Regions from separate parts of the Homo sapiens genome. Here region 1 is linked to region 2. A link is an interaction called in ENCODE POLR2A ChIA-PET data of the cell type or tissue named here. Cell type or tissue: Panc1. All regions are shown on one strand. Each heading gives the region's core, and the rest is flanking DNA. Links, peaks and the distances in the headings are about the cores only.

What was found. Peaks named below come from ENCODE experiments on the same cell type or tissue, not always from the same donor. Only the 100,000 strongest peaks of a DNase experiment are listed, where the experiment ranks them.
Region 1: POLR2A ChIA-PET joins it to region 2 with 8 read pairs; 4 of 35 experiments call an interaction of 5 or more read pairs at or near these places.

The regions. Positions count from the first base shown.
Region 1 is chr2:43,754,421-43,763,116 of GRCh38, forward strand. PLEKHH2 (pleckstrin homology, MyTH4 and FERM domain containing H2) reads left to right here. Exons shown (of 30, transcript NM_172069.4): 26 at 2,699-2,844; 27 at 4,480-4,609; 28 at 7,884-7,970. Among named protein-coding and RNA genes, the nearest start is that of DYNC2LI1, 15 kb to the right of the region's middle. In Panc1, for the core only: no CTCF peak of the experiment used is centred there; DNase peaks (open chromatin) are centred at 4,561 and 4,931; H3K27ac peaks cover 2,375 bases.
Region 2 is chr2:43,681,294-43,690,041 of GRCh38, forward strand. All of the region lies in intron 3 of PLEKHH2 (pleckstrin homology, MyTH4 and FERM domain containing H2), which reads left to right. It also overlaps the pseudogene LOC100421122. Among named protein-coding and RNA genes, the nearest start is that of C1GALT1C1L, 9.2 kb to the left of the region's middle. In Panc1, for the core only: no CTCF peak of the experiment used is centred there; no DNase peak of the experiment used is centred there.

The DNA.
Region 1 (8,696 bases), core at 2,989-6,988, 74 kb after region 2:
GGGCATGCTCTCCCGCACTTGAGAAAACTTCTCAGCAGCTGCATAGAACGCCTCCATTCATGTCTCTCCCATCAGAATTTAGTCACATGGCCTTGCCTACTACCTACCAGGGAGTCCGGGGAATGTGGTCTCAGCGGGGTGGCAGTGTGCCCAGCTAAATTTAAGGTTTTTCTTAAGAAGGAGAGAATGGTCATAAGATGCAACCCATAGTCTCAACCACACCCAAGTCTTTGCCTAGGTTAATTAAGGAAAATGTTAAAGCAACTCTGCCATATGGCATCTGGACCAAGGCTTAGATTCCCCAGGGTCTTTGGCCTATGGCTCTTCACGCTACACTCTGTCCCAGGACATCTCAATCATTCTTTTTATTCTATGCACCACCTATGCCAGTGTTTCCCAGATCTTTTTTCTTCAGTTCGTAGTTTTTTTATGGGCTCCTTAAAATCAACTTTTTTTTTTTTTTTTTTTTTGAGACAGAGTTTCCCTCTTTTGCCCAAGCTGGAGTGAAGTGGCACAATCTTGGCTCACTGTAACCCCCACCTCCCGGGTTCAAGCGATTCTCCTGCCTCAGCCTCCCTAGTAGCTGGAATTATAGGCACTCACCACCATGCTCTGCTAATTTTCGTATTTTTAGTAGAGACGGGGTTTCACCATGTTGGCCAGGCTAGTCTCGAACTCCTGACCTCAAGTGATCCACCTGCCTTGGCCTCCCAAAGTGCTAGGATTACAGGCGTGAGCCACCGCGCCCAGCCAAAATCAGCATATTGAAAACCAAACTAATCATCGTCCCTCCTCTGTGTTCACATTCTGTCTCCTCTTTATGATACTGCCTCCACCCGGTCCCCCAAACAAGCTTCACACCTGGGAATTATCATGACTCTTCCCTCACTTTGGCCCTTTTCCACCAGTCACCACATCCTGCGAATGTGAACTCTTAGGGATGTTTTAGTCTGTTCTCTCCTCTGTATGCTGACTTCTGTTGCTAAGGTTCGGATCATTGTCTCATACTGCCTGCTGTCCTGCAGCAGGCTCCTAAGTAGTGTGCCTTTCTCTGGTCTGGTCCCTCACAAATTTATCCTTCACACAAATGCTAGAGGGATTTTTTCCACTTATCTATTGCTACATAACTAATGACTCCAAAACTCAGCTACTTAAGACAGTAATTTGGGCAGGGATGTGAAGGGACAGTGTGTGTCTCTGCTTCCGGTGGTATCAGCTGACATAGCTTGAGAGCCAGTTGTCACTCTATGGCTGAGGGCTGGAATCATTTGAAGGCTCCTTCAGTCATGTCTGGTGGCTGATTGATGCCGGCTGTTTGTGGGGACTTCTGCTGGGACTGTCAGCTGGAGCACCTTACACGTGGTCTCTTCATGTATATGACTGCTTGTGCTTCCTCCAAGAATGGTGAATGGGTGACAGCAACAATGTCCCAGAAGATAGACAAGAAGTGGAAACTGCTGTTTTCTTAAGGGCTGAGCCTGGAAACTGGCACAATGTCACCTGTGCATGGAGCTTTATTAGGCAGCACTAGTAACTGGGATAGAGATACAGCAAAAATGTGAATCTAGCTCTGTCATTCCTTTTTTACATGCAAGGACTTTCAAGATCTGAACTCTGCCTGCCCCTCCAGCCTCAACATTCCCTTAATACTCCCTACCTTGAACTTCATGCTCCAATAAAGTATAAATTGTGGTTCCGAACACAACTGTATATCCTGGGAAGGACTCTATTCCCGGGATTAATGCTAGTAGAATGAGAGTATGAACACAATAACATGGAGAAAATCTAGGAACAAAGTAATGAGAATATGGTTCTTGCTCCCATTACATTCAGGAGAGACCCTCAAAAAGTCCAACTAATAGTTTTTTGAAATTTCTTATAACTTTTTTTTTTGAGATGGAGTCTTGCTCTGTCACCCAGGCTGGGCAATGGCATGATCTCGGCTGACTGCAACCTCCGCCTCCTGGGTTCAAGCGATTCTTCTGCCTCAGCCTCCCGAGTAGCTGGGATTACAGGTGCCTGCCACCACACCCGTCTGTTGCCTTTTATTTTTAACATCTATTTCATCTTATTATCAGCAATTAAAATAGTGCCTTAAAAATGAAAAATTGTCCTTGCAGACAATAACAAAGTAGTGACCTTTAGCAAGTACTACTAGATGGTGATAGTAAACTAGGAAGGTTAATGTAGAAATGGAACTCAAATGTTTAAATTACAGATTTTTTTCAAAATTAGAATTCAAGCCAGGCGGTGGCTCTGGCTCACGCTTGCAATCCCAACACTTTGGTAGGCCAAGGTAGGCGGATCACTTGAGGTCAGGAGTTCGAGACCAGCCTGGCCAACATGGTGAAACCCCCGTCTCTACAAAAAGCACAAAAATTAGCCAAGCGTGGTGGTATATGCCTGTAGTCCCAGCTATTCAGGAGGCTGAGGCAGGAGAATCAATTGAACCTGGGAGGCAGAGGTTGCAATGAGCCTGGGTGACAGAGTGAGACTCCGTCTCAAAAAAAAAATTATAATTCAAATGTAATTTATAAAAATTCCTACATATGATTATGAAGTTCATAATCACATAATCATGACAAATAGATTTATGTATTATGTGTTAAAAAAGAATGTTTAGAAAAAATAAAACTAACTGATTTTCTGTCTTAAAACTCTTTTCAATATATTTTCACTTTTGTGGATTTCCAATTAGGTAGAGATTGGAGATTTTGAAAGACCTTTCTCAACTCCAGCAGGGCATGTTACCAATCAGTGCAAAGTGAATCAAACTCTAAAGCAAGTCATAGAGAAATTTTATCCTAAAAGGTATAGAGATGGCTGTTCTGAAGAGCAGTTAAGGTAAGGAAATCTTTGTAACTCTTTATAGGGTAGGGTCATACTAGTTTTTTGGTAATATTTTTGTGTTCAAATTTTAAAGGTGAAAAACATTTGGACAGCTTTCTCAAGATTTTTTTAACATGATTGAGCCACAGGAGATTATAGATTTTTTTTCTTTCTTTTTTTTTTTTTTTGAGACGGAGTCTCGCTCTGTCGCCCAGGCTGGAGTGCAGTGGCCCAATCTCGGCTCACTGCAAGCTCCGCCTCCCGGGTACAGCCATTCTCATGCCTCAGCCTCCCAAGTAGCTGGGACTACAGGCGCCCGCCACCACACCCAGCTAATTTATTGTATTTTTAGTAGAGATGGGGTTTCACCGTGTTAGCCAGGATGGTCTCGATCTCCTGACCTCATGAACTGCCTGTCTCAGCCTCCCAAAGTGCTGGGATTAGAGGCGTGAGCCACTGTGCCCAGCCAATATTTTTATTTAAGATAAGCCCAGAAGCTTTAGAATCTATATTTAAACTTTCTTTAATTAAAAAAAAAGGCTTTAGATGTACTTTTTAATTGATCTTTTTCATTCTTGTCCAGAACAACCCTGATAATAAATAAGAGAAAAAAATTGGCCAATAATATGTTTAATTTTATGAAGTACATACCAAAAAATTATATTTTGTATATTCTATTATGAATAAGTTGAAATAAAAATAAACTATCTTCTTACAAAAGACTTTTTAATATAAAAGTTTCTAATTTACCTCAATTTGGAGTTTCAATTTCAGAGAATATATAAAGAGAAGCTGATTAGATTTAGAAATAGAGGCAAATCCAATTTATCGTGAGCTTTTCCAAAATAGAAACATTTAAGATCAGCCTTTTGTCTATGTAGAATAAGTGCTTGCCTTTGTAATTTGATTTGACAAGTTTCACCTTGCATCTAACATCTCTCCAAGCCAGGGGTGGGAGGACCTAAAATTCTACCATCAGGGATTCATCTTTGGGCTCTACTACTTGTTTTTGTTTTTGTTTAAGACAGAGTCTTGCTCTGCCACCCAGGCTGTAGTGCAATGGGGTGATCTCGGCTCGCTGCAACCTCCACCTCCCGGGTTCAAGTGATTCTCCCACCTCAGCCTCCCGAGTAGCTGGGATTACAGGCACCCGCCATCATGCCTGGCTTATTTTTGTATTTTTAGTAGAGACGGGGTTTCACCACGTTGGCCAGGCTGGTCTTAAACACCTGACCCCAGGTGATCCTCCCGCCTCGGCCTCCCAACGTGCTGGGATTACAGGCGTGAGCCACTGCACCGGGCCTGTACTTTTCTTTTAAAATGAAAATATTCCCATGAGAAATTATCTTTTAAACTAATTTACGCTAAGTTTTGATGGTAGATATTCAGATTTTAAAAATGGACCTGCTGTGGGTACCTAGTTCATGCCGAAAACACGAATAGTATGAGAATTTGGTGAAAGGAATATTCCAGAAAGGACAAGTGATGGACAGTGGTGTGATGAGAGTCACAAAATCTTTACCTGGGTTATGCCTAGGGATCACAGTTATGCTTAGGATTGGCTCAAGGAGAGTTTTATCTTAAGACTATGACACACTGTTTATGTTTTTGCTTTAGTGTTTTTGTTTTTGTTCTTTTCTTTTTTTTTAGGCAGCTTTGCCAGCGACTTTCAACCAGATGGATGGCCCTCCGGGGACACAGTGCTGCTGACTGTGTGCGCATTTATTTGACAGTAGCCAGGAAGTGGCCATTCTTTGGTGCCAAGTTGTTTCTTGCAAAAGTAAGAAAGAATGGGAGAGAGATGCATAATGAAAACCTTTGTGTACATAGTTGACCAGATTTACCCCAGACTTAGTATCCTTGGCTTTTGTAAAAAATGAAGAAATATCCAATAATGTAAAGAAAACAATGAAGAGACACTAGAGAAAGGGCAGAAAAGCTTCTCTATCTTTTCCTCTCTGCCCAACTTTTCCCACCCTAAATCATTTCTTGGACTCATTAGGTGAATCATGAGTCCTAAACCACAGCTGAACTCTGCATTCTTCTGTTCATTCATTCATCCATGCACATGTTTACTCTGTCACTCATTTGCTCATTAGTATTTACTAAGTTCTGTCTGCTAAACATTGAGCTAAGCTCTAGGGATACATAACCTATTGTTTCAGATGGATTGTACATGAACTTCCAGGACTATTTTACTTTGTAACAACAGGCCTATAAACAAACCACTGTATGGCAAATATCACTATGAGTCACATGAACAGACTGCTGCAGGAACACTGAGGAAGGAGACCCACCCTGCCCAGGGATGGCCAGCCCTTTCCCCAAGGGAAAAATTATGCCTTTTGATTCCTTTTCTTTCTGTTGAAACATGTCTCTTTGTACTTTCTCAGGCTCTTAAGATACATCTTGCCTTGTGTTATATTTTTCTGTGTGTTTGTTTTATACTCACTATTAAATTGCATGCTCCTTGAAACTATAAACTCACTGATCCTAAAATCTTCCTCTTGTACCTACTGTAGTGCTTTGCACGTAATTAATAATTATCACTTAATAAATATTGCTGAATAGCTGTGCAACTTTGGGCAAGTCAGGTTACCTCTCTGGACCTCACTTTTCCTCATCTGTTAATGAAATACTTAGATTAGAAAAGTAAAATCTAAGGTATCTTCTAACTCTGATTCTATGAGTGACTATATTATTGATAGGTGAGAATTAATTTTTTTCTAGTGGAACTGAAAGCTGTATACTAATTAAGAAAAAGATGATAAAGTTAGTATTCTTAAACATCTATAAAATTAATGTACTTACGGGAAGTTGAACGTTACTTTTTAAAATTACAAGGAATAGATTTGAACTGTAGAGCAGCATGGATTTTAATTCTAACTTCAGCATTGGAAGTAATATTAAATACCCTTTTCTGTTCTGATAAAATGTGCTTGCTGGCACAAAATATTATTAAATAATAATATTGCTTTTCAAATTACGTGACAAGCATCTTTTTTGCTCACTTTTCTTTCTTTATAACAAGCGACACCTCCTTTGTTGCTTCATGGCATCCTGTTTTCTGTGTGTGGTAAAATACACATAATGAAATTTACCCTTTAACCTTTTTTTTTTTTTTTTTTTTTGAGACGGAGTCTCACTCTGTCACCCAGACTGGAGTGCAGTGGTGCAATCTTGACTCACTGCAACCTCCGCCTCCCAGGTTCAAGCGATTCTCACGCTTCAGCCTTCCAAGTAGCTGGGATTACAGGCGCACACCACCACGCTCAGCTAATTTTTATATTTTTGGTAGAGACAGGGTTTCACCATTTTGGCCAGACTAGTCTCGAACTCCTGATCTGAAGTGATCCACCCGCCTCGGCCTCCCAAAGTGCTGGGATTACAGGCGTGAGCCACCGCATCTGGCCCATTGTAACCATTTTTAAGTGTATAGTTCTGTGGCATTAAGTACATTCTCATTGTTGTGTTGCTGTCACCACCATTCATCTAAACACTTTTTTATTTTCCCAAACTGAAACTGTACCTAACTCCCCAGTCCTCCCTCCTCCTCCCAGCCCTGGCAACTGCCACTCTACTTTCTGTCTCTATGCATTTGACTACTTTAGGAACTTCAGGTAAGAGAAATCATATAATATTTGTGCTTTTGTTATTGGCTTATTTCACTTAGTGTAATGTCTTCAAGGTTCATCCATGTTGTAACATGTGTCAAAATTTCCTTCCCTTTTGAGGCAGAATAACATTCCACTGTAGGTATATATATACCACATTTTGTTTATCCATTCACCTGTCAGTGGACACTAGAGTTGAAGGGCATCCTTTTGAATTGAATTCTCCCTATCCTTTGCAAATCAGCCCTCAGTAGACAGTTTCTAACTCAGGGTTTTGTATATATGAGATGCTAGCAAGTTTTATTATATAAAATAACCCAACATTCATTCCAGTTTTATATCTATAGTCTTGACATTGTTTTGTAAAATTTAAGGGAAATAGTTAAGATTTTTTTTAGGATTTCATTTGTTAATGGAACCAAACAAGCATCATTAATTGCTCAAAAACATTCATGGGTTTCAGTTGGGTTCTAGTGGTAGGAGATTCTTTTTATTAATATAATTTCATAGCTTTTTTTTTCTATGAGAACCAGGAGTAGCTTTTAGCTTTTTTTTTTTTTTTTTTTAGATGAAGTCTCACTCTGTCACACAGGCTGGAGTGCAGTGGCACTATCTCAGCTCACTGCAGCCTGCGCCTCCCAGGTTCCAGCTGTTCTCCTGTCTCAGCCTCCCAAGTAGATCGGATTACAGGCGTGCACCACCATGCCCAGCTGATTTTTGTGTCTTTGGCAGAGATGGGGTTTCGTCATGTTGCACAGGCTGGTCTCGAACTCCTGGCCTCAGATGATCCACCCACCTCGGCTTCCCAAGGTGCTAGGATTACAGGCGAGAGCCACAACACCCAGTCAATTTCGTAGCTTTTACAATAAAAAATTCGGTGGAAATTTTCATATTTCTCATTACTATTGATTACACAGTTTCATATTTTCTTGTTATTGTGTTTTTATTACACATTGAATATCAGATTTAATAAACTTTCAGGAAAGGTGTGCAATTATAATAATAATCTTTTACCTTGTAATAGCACTACACAACTTATCAAGCATATCAGTATATTTTGCTTCATTAGGATTTTGGTCATCATAGAAACCCTAAAAACTTGTTGACTATTAACGTCTTAACGCAGAAGAAAAGTAAAATATAAACATTATTGTTCCTATGCTAAAGATGAGGAAATTGAGCCTCAAACAGATTCAGTAGTTTATCCAAATGCATACATTAATATATGGCAGGTTTGGGTCTCAAAGCTAGGTCTCCTAATATCGAATTCACTCTTAGCTCCGGTATACCACCCTGCCTCTTTCCTAGGCGAGATTTTTAATAAATTTTTGTTGTTATTATTGTTGTTTAATGGCAAATGTTACATGACATTTAGACTGAAAAATATTCCTGTAATTTTGCTTAGTATTTATAATATAGTGTATTTTCACCTCTTCATAGCCCATAACTCCATCATCACTTGGAAGTACTTTCTTGTGGCTGGCTGTACATGAGGATGGTTTAAGCCTCTTAGAATACAACTCCATGGTAAGTTTAAACGCTCAAGTTTTGCATTAAGTCAACTGTTTCCATTGCTCAGTGTACCGTAAACAGAAAGTAATGATATCTTAATCTGATTTTTCTCTTACCCAGGAAACATTCTTCCTAATACTATGTCATGAACAGTCATTTTACAAATACAGCTATGATTATAATTTAACCTTTTAAAACAAGATAAGACAGGTCGTTTATTGTGTATGAGAAAAATCTTGATACCATGACTAAATTGTGATCATGGTTACATTCATGAAATGATTATTTTTTAAAAGTGTTAAGAAGATTGTTTCCTGTGTAAAATAAAAATCTGTAAGAAATCATTAAGGTGGGAACTTTAATTACCAAAGTTTAAGTTCACTTTCACTAAGGCTTCTTTAACAATTTCTATAATTTCCTATAATGTCATTTATATAGCATCTTAGCACTTTTCACATAGTTTAAATTCAAACTATGATATCTATATGTGTTCATTTATTTACCCGAAATTTACATTTTTTATCATATTTCATGTGTCTAATTATTTAATACAATTTTATTCTCTTTTTTGTTTAATCTGGTGAGCAGGAATTACTAAATTCACCTGGCAGGTCTAATCCTGTGGCTATAATCAGAAGATCACTGAAAATTTTCTGGAAACCAAACTATTCTTTTGTGTTATAGTCACTGTTTCCCCTTATAATTGCTTAAAAAACAAACACACACACACTTTTTTTCAAG
Region 2 (8,748 bases), core at 2,073-6,072:
TAACTCTGTCTGTGTTGGTGAGGAATTTGGTGTTCTCAGCTCCATTGGGGTCACCTGTCATCAGAATTTACTTCTTGGCTGCTACTGGAAGGTTCTTGTCGACTTTGTTCTTTCCTTTGTTTTATTAATTGAATGAGTTCCTTGTCAAAATAATCTTCTTCCTCTTCCTCTCCTTTTCCATCATCTTCTCTTTCCTGGGCATCAACGTTATCTTTGTGCAGCTGGCCAGAAATGTGCTTTGCGTATGCAGAAAGACTCACTTCTGTGGGCCCGCACCTTCGGCACTCATGACTAGTGCCTCTTTTTGGAGCTGTACACGATATGACACAATATGCATTTTTGTTCTCCTACCATAGTGACCAGATCTGAATCACTCAACCAAACGCTCTTACTCCATCAGGCCACTGAGGGCCAGGCAAGGGAGCTCCCTGATGCCCCAGACACCCCATTCAGTTTCGGGTCTGAGAGCCTACTCTGGACCCTCTCCCCACCAGGCCCCATCACCCTCAATTTTTATTTTAGATTCAGCAGATACATGAAAGTTTTAATTTTATAGGGTAGAGTAAGTGCCTAATAGATTTCTAAATAAGCCCAATGTAGCCTAATCTTTGATTTTTTTAATTATGCTTGAAAAGGAAATCTTACAACTTTATTAGGCAAGACTTTAAGCACATACAAGAGTAGAGAAAATAGTATAGTGAACCCGCATCACCCACTTCAACAATTAGTCAAGTCATGCCTCATCTGTACCTCCACCCACTTCCCCTGCCCCCCTCACACTGGACTATTGAAAAGCAAATCCCAGACATGGTATAATTTCATCCATTATTATATACTATACTAATCTGAAACCAAACACCCTTAAAAATCATAACCACAATACCATCATCACACCAAAAAATTACCAGTAATTCTTCAGTATATCAAAGATCTAGTCAGTATTCAGATTTTTCCAAATAGCTAATAATTGCTTCTGTGTTTTGTTCTTTAATCAAAGTGGAATTCACATAACATAAAATTAACTTTTTTTTTTGAGACAGTCTCACTCTGTCACCTGGGCTGGAGTGCAGTGGTGCCATCTCAGCTCACTGCCACCTCCACCTCCTGAGTTCAAGCGATTCTCCTGCCTCAGCCTCCCGAGTAGCTGGGACTATAGGCACCCACCACCACGCCTGGCTAATTTTTTGTATTTTTAGAGAGATGGGGTTTCACCATGTTGGCCAGGCTGGTCTCGAACTCCTGACCTTGTGATTTGCCCCCCTTGGCCTCCCAAAGTGCTGGGATTACAGGCATGAGCCACCGTGCCCAGCCAAAATTAACATTTTTAAATGAACATTTCAGTGTTGTGTACAATCATCACCTTTATCTAGTTCCAAAATGTCGAAAGGAAACTCATCTCAAAAGGAAACCTTATTCATTAAGCATTTAGTCCCATTTCCCCCTCCCACTAGCCCCTGGCAACCACCAATCTGCTTTCTGTTGCTATGGATTTACCTATTCTGGATATTTCATATAAATGGATTTATATACTATTTGATCTTTAGTGTCTGGCTTCTTTCATTTAGCAGAATGTTTTTGATATTTATCCACGTTGTAGCATGTGTCATGCTTTATTCCTCATTATGGCTGAATAATGTTCCATATATACACACACACACACACACACACAATTTGTTTATCCATTTGACTTTTTATGGACATTGTCTTTTTATGGACTTTCACTGCCCTCGATGTCTCCTGTGCCCTACCTATTCTACCTTTTCATCTTTTGACTATTGTGACTAGTGCTGTTAAGAACGTACATATATTTGTTTGAGTACCCCTTTTTAATTCTTTTATTTATATACCCTTTTTTTTTTTTTTTTTTTTGAGATGGAGTTTTGCTCTTGTTGCCCAGGCTGGAGTGCAATGGCACGATCTTGGCTCACCACAACCTCCGCCTCCCACGTTCAAGCCATTCTCCTGCCTCAGCCTCCCGAGTAGCTGGGATTACAGGCATCCACGCCTAGCTCATTTTGTATTTTTAGTAGAGATGGGATTTCTCTATGTTGGTCGGGCTGGTCTCAAACTCCTGATTTCAGGTGATCCGCCCACCTTGGCCTCCCAGAGTGCTGGTGTTACAGGTGTGAGCCACCTCGCCCGGCCCTCTTTTTTTTTGTTTTTAATAGTTAGTTTGTTCAAATTGGGATCTAAACTAGATTGATACATTTCATTTGATTCTTAAACTCTTTTAATTTATAGGGTCTTTTTTCCTTTTTTCTTTCAACTTATTTGTATGGGTTAATTTGTTCTCTAAAGCTTTCCACATTCTGGAGTTTGCCTATTGCATACCTATGATGTGATTTAACAAGCTCCTCTTCCCCTATATTTCCTGTAAAATATAGTTAGATCTAAAAATTTGACTTTTCTTTCTCTTTTTTCAAGACTACTTCTTGGGTGATATTGTTGACCTCCACCAGGAGGTGGATGTCTAGTTATCTCTCTCTCTCTCTTTTTTTTTTGGTGATATTAGCAGCCATTGATTACCTTGTTTAAATCAATGATTTCATCAGGGAGGTTATTGCTTTTTTAAAAACAGACTTTAATTTTTAGAGCAGTTTCAGATTTACAGCAAAATTGATGGTGTATGAAGTACAGAGCTTTCATATATCCTCTCCCCTCCAACACACATTCAAGCTTTCTTCACCATCAGCATCCAACACCAGAGTGGTACATTTATTACAACTGATGAACCAACACTGACACATCATTGTTACCCAAATCCCATAGTTTACATTAGTGTTTACTCTTGGTGTTTTATGTTCTATGGATTTTGACAAATGTATAATGCTGTGTATCCTCTTCTATAGTATCATATAGGATATGATACTATACTCCCCTTCCTTTTCCTTCTTTTCTCCTTCCCTTCTTTTCCCCTTCCTTTCCCTTCCCTTCTTTTTCCTTCATTGTCTTGTGTTTTCTGACTTTGGCCTTCCTAGTAGCATCTTTCTTTACCTCTGTACCCTGGCTGTGTCTATATGTCTCTATATGTAATCTATCTGTTCTTCCCTATCTTTCCCTTCCCTTCCTTTCTCTCCTTTAACTGCCCATATTATGGGAAAAAGAGAAAAAAATTGAGGATGGTTTTGTTTTGCCTTAATTTAAAATTCTTAATTCATAATATGTGGCAAATTTGTTTGTTTTTGAAAATTAAACTAAATTAAGTATTTTTTATTTGTGATTTTCAACTATCTACACCCGCCCCCCACCGACCCCTGCCCCACCCCAATTCCTTGGGTCTTATGAGATCCAGTGAGGAGTCTTTAAAAAAGGATCCTTGTTCCCGATTCAAGGGAAGCAAACCACAGAGGTTTGTTGCCATCAGGGCCAACCACTGGTCTTGGTAAGTTTGACAGGAAGGACTTCTCTCCTTTGAAGTTGTTCTTTGAGGATGTTGGGTATAAAGTTATTTAATTCTATGTGCTATATCTTTAAGCAAAAATACACCAGGATTGGTTATTTTAGACATACTGCTACTCCCATTACCAAAAAAAAAAAAAAAAAGAGAGAGAATTACAAATCTCTCAGAGTTTCCATGTGTTAGCAAAACCTGTAGGCATTTCTTTTTGTCACAACACTTTAAATTTATTTACTGCATATTTTGTTACACTTCAGAAGGACTTTTTTTCTTTACAATTACTTCATAATCTAAAAGTCGACAGGAAATACAGACAGCAGATGAATTCTCATGCACTGATGAAGTCACCTTTTTTGGCCTTTGCAAGACTAAGTGTTAATAACTTAGAGTAACTGAATCCTTCGCCATCTTTAACAATTTCCATGGGACTGTGGCCTATCTGATGTTTATGTTGCTGAAATCAGCTTGCCTTTTCTCATTCAACCATGTCCTAAGACTCAAACAACTGTATTTATCTTAACCAAAAAGGAATATTTTGCCACTAAAAGCAGTACTCAGCTAAAGCCAGTGCAACTCTATAGTTTAGCTTTGTACATTTTTCCCTTTGTTTATCAATGAATGGCATCACTTCTGTAACAATTAACTAAATTGTCTGCAGAAAAAAAGTCACAGATAAATATTTTATTGCCAGATAAATCTTGGTGATCTTTATACTTAATGTTCTAGTACATCTTTTTTTTGTTTGTTTGTCTTTTGAGACAGGGTCTTGCTCTGTCATCCAGGCTGGAGTGCAGTGATGCGATCTCAGCTCACTGCAACTTCTGTTTCCTGTGCTCAAGCAATCCTCCCACCTCAGCCTCTGGAGTAGCTAGGGCTGCAGGCATGTGCCACCACACCCAGTTAATGTTTTTTAACCTTTTTTTTTTTTTTTTGTAGAGACGATGTCTCACCACATTACCCAGATTAGTCTCGAACTTGTCAGCTCAAGCAATCCTCCAGCCTCAGCCTTCCAAAGTGCTGGGATTACCGGCATGAGCCACCACCCACGCCTGGCCCTAGTGCATCTTTATTATTGTTGTTCACAAGTTTGGAAGCAATGTGATCAAATCAACCCAGTTCTACTTATGAGTACTCCTGTGAGATAGAAAAGCAGCAAAGAGCATATTTGGAAAATACTGACATATGGGATTCATTCCCAAGTATCTAATTAGGTGGATACCTTAATATATTACATTTATTTATGCTGACCAACTGGGGTAGATTATTCCCCTATAAAAGTATGTGTCTTTTTATTTTATCCTTTTGGGCTTGATCCCTTGCCTGTGTTTGATTCAGGCATGGTAGCAGCTACATTTAAAGTTGCCTCTGACCATTCTAACACATGAGCTAATCTTCCCTTTCTGTAAAGTTAGTTCTTCTTCTTCTTCCTCTTCTTCTTCCTTCTCCTTCTTTTTCTTCTTCCTTCTTCCTCTTCCTTCTTCCTCTTCCTCTTCTTCTTCTTCTTTCTTCTTCTTCTTCTTTTTTGAGACTGAGTCTTGCTCTGTCGCCCAGGCTGGAGTGCAGTGGCATGATCCTGGCTCACCGCAGCCTCTGCCTCCCGGGTTCAAGCATTTCTCCTGCCTCCACCTCCCGAGTAGCTGGGAATACAGGTGCATGCCACCACACCTGGCTAATTTTTGTATTTATAGTAGAGACGGTGTTTCATCATGTTGGTCAGGCTGGTCTCAAACTCCTGACCTCAGGTGATCCCCCTGCCTTGGCCTCCCAAAGTGTTGGGATTTCAGGCGTGAGCCACTGTGCCCGGCCTGAAGTCATTTTTGACTCTTAATAAATCAATACTGCTCAGTCATTCTAATATCCATGACCTTGTAATGGATATTACATTGCAATGCTTTGCTATATGAGGCCCACCCTTCATTATATGGAAAGCAAATTATTTAATGATCTTGCTTTTCAACTTCTGCAAGAAGAATCCTACTTTATAATCATGGAGTACTATGCCAAAATAATTGTGTTGTAAATGTGATTAGAATGATTAATTAATTTGCATTAAACATATAAAAATTATAATCAACTTGCTGATTTCACTGATAACATGTCAGTAAATTTTGACACATTCTTGAGTTCAAGTTTTCTAAGAAGCTTTAAAAAGATATTTTATAAACATATGGCCTTCCCTTTCTTATGAGATCCCATCCAAGTAGTGTAGCATGACATGCAAAGATCCGTGTGTCCCTCTCCTTATTTACAGCCTTATATCTGGCCATGTCCCCCCTTCTCTCTATATATATTTATATTTTAAAATAATTTTAACTGTTATTTTAGACTCAGAGGGTACATGTGCAGGTTTGCTACATGGTTATATTACGTGATGCTGAGGTTTGGGATATGGATGATTCCATCTCCCAGGCAGTGAACATAGTACCCAATAGTTTTTCAGCCCATGTCTCCGTCTCTTGCTCCCTGTCTCATAGTCCTCAGTGTCTGTTGTCCCTATCTTTATGCCCTTGTGTATTTAATGTTTAGCTCCCACTTATAAGTGAGAGCATGTGGTATTTAGTTTTCAGTTCCTGCATTAATTCTCTTAGGATAATGACCTCCAGTTGCATCCATGTTGCTACAAAGGACATGATCTCATTCTTTTTTATGGCAGTGTAGTGTTCCCTGGTGTGTATGTACCACATTTTCTTTATCTAACTCACCATTGATGGGCACCTTGGTTGATTCCATGTCTTTGCTATTGCGAATTGCACTGTGATAAACATAGAAGTGCATGTGTCTTTTTGGTAGAACGATTTATTTTCCTTTGACTATATACCCAGTAACTGGATTGCTGGGTCAAATGGTACTTCTGTTTCTTTGAGAAACCTCTGACTGCTTTTTATAGTGGCTGAACTAATTTACATTCCCACCAACAGTGTATAAGTGTTCCCATTTCTCCACAGCATTGCCAGCATCTGTTATTTTTTACTTTTTTAATAATAGCCATTCTGACTGGTGTGAAATGGTATCTCATTATTGTTTGATTTGCATTTCTCTGGTGATTAGCAATGATGAGCATTTTTTCATATGTTTCTTGGCTGCCTGTATATCTTCTTTTGTTTTATTTAATTATTTTTTTTTCAAGACAGGGTCTTCCTCTGTTGCCCAGGCTGGAGTGCAGCAGCATGATCATGGCTCTCTGCAGCCTTGACCTCTCAGGCTCAAGTGATTCTCCCACTTCGGCCTTTTGAGTAGCTGGGACCACAGGCATATGCCACTATACTCAGCTAATATTTTAGAATTTTTTTTGTAGAGATGCGTTCCCACTCTTTTGCCCAGGCTGGCCTCAAACTCCTGGGCTCAAGCTGTCCTCCCTCCTCGGCCTCCCAAAGTGTTGGGACTACAGGCATGAGCCACCACACCCAGCCTGTGTTTTCTTTTGAGAAGTGTCTGTTCATGTCCTTTGCCCATAGCTTCTGCACAGCAAAAGAAACTATCAATAGAGTAAACATACAGCCTACAGAATAGGAGAAAATATTCACCAACTATGCATCCAACAATGGTCTAATATCCAGAATCTATAAGGAAGTTGTTATTGTATGAATCTAAACAATCTAAACAAATCTAAACAAATCAACAAGTAAATTTTAAGTAACTGGAAAGTAGTCTGGGATTTAAAATACTCTAAACAATTTCTTTTGTCATTCTATTTGGAAACAATCAGGAATCTTTGTCATGCCACAGCAATTTATATATAGAAATAGAAACTTGCAACCCCCTCTTAAAAATACAGTCACATCTTGATTATGTATAGTGGACAGGAATGAGGTTAGAAATGGGAAGAAGGAAATAATGATATGAATAATTACAATGGGAGTAATATTTGCAGCTCCTGCTTTCTCCTATGGAAAATAGCCCTGGAAGCTGTATTGGGATCCCCAACAGTACTCTTGGGTTCAGTGATTTGCTAGAATAACTCATGGGACCCAGAAAAGCTGTTTTGCTCATGGTCACCGTTTATTACAGTGAAAAGATACAGATTAAAATCAACAAAGGAAAAGGGCACATAGAGTGGTGTCCAGGAGAAATCAGGTATGAGCTTCCAGTTGTCTTTCTGCTGTGGGGTTGCACAGGGATGCACTTAATCCTCCCATCAATGTGTGACAACATGTATGAAACATTGCCAACAAATAAGCTTACTCAAGCCTTGGTGTCCAGGATTTTTATTAGAGGTCAGTCATGTAGGTCTGAAATATCCACCTGACTGATCTTAGTCAGTCTCCAGCCCACCCAGAGGTCAAACTGATAAATTTTGGCCCAGGGCCCCAGGTGAACACAAAAACAGGCACTCACCATAAGTCAGACCATTAGCATAAACTATGTGGTGTGGCCCAAGATCTCACTTATATTAATACAAAGGCAGCCTTAACAGTCAAGATATTCCAGGGCATCAGAGGTTGTCTCCCAAGAGCCAGTGAAGGACCAGTCCTTTCTTTGGAATGTGGAGGATCTGTACACCCCAAGTCTACTGAGTTAACCCTTTGCTGAACAGGAGTTTAGGGACCTTGGGATCAAGAAGGTTTGGGAGAAGTGGGTGAGGAGTGTGCTGAGGTGGGTGGATACAATCAGAGGTTCTCCTAGAAGTAAAGAAGCAAAGTAGCCTAAAAACAGGAAGCATTCCACACTGGAGGCTATCCGTGTATACACATTTGTGAGGGTTTATTTAACAAGCAATTTGAATTCACAGGTGTTTGTTATTGGCCAGTCTCTGAGTAGTTAAAATTCTTAAATGGTTCTGGTTAAATGAATGGAAAAACAAGTGAGCTATTTTCCATATGGTTGTGGTGAGATGTTTTAAAAGGCATCTTGGCTTTTCTGTGGACCTCTTAGCTTTTCTGTAGACCTCTTATTCATATTAATTACCAAAGAAGGCTAAATCCTGTCTACAGAACTTGGTCTTAATAGGATCAGTTGGTAAGTAGGTTGCTTGTAACTACTTTGTGGTCTCTTTCTCTAAGAGATTTTGCCCCTTTTGCCAATATTTTTCTTGCCTAGGAAAATTGTTTGTCTAAAAGTAATGGTTGAATTAAAGAGCTTCAGACAGCAAGGATGCATCCGAGGAGCTCTGTAGCATTCACTCATACAATAACAACTTCCAAATTGAATGTGTTATTCAGGGTAAAAGAGTAGTTCCAAACCATAGTTTTTCAGGTCTATAGACCTTTCCTAAGCAACAATAGGACTATTTTATGTGGCAACCCAATGTCTGTAGGGTGGCTTGCTTTAACTTAATAAAAGGACACTAGATGTAGGTCTGGTAGCATTTATTTTTATTCTTACTCAGTTACTTTTGTTTTTCTTGAGGTTTA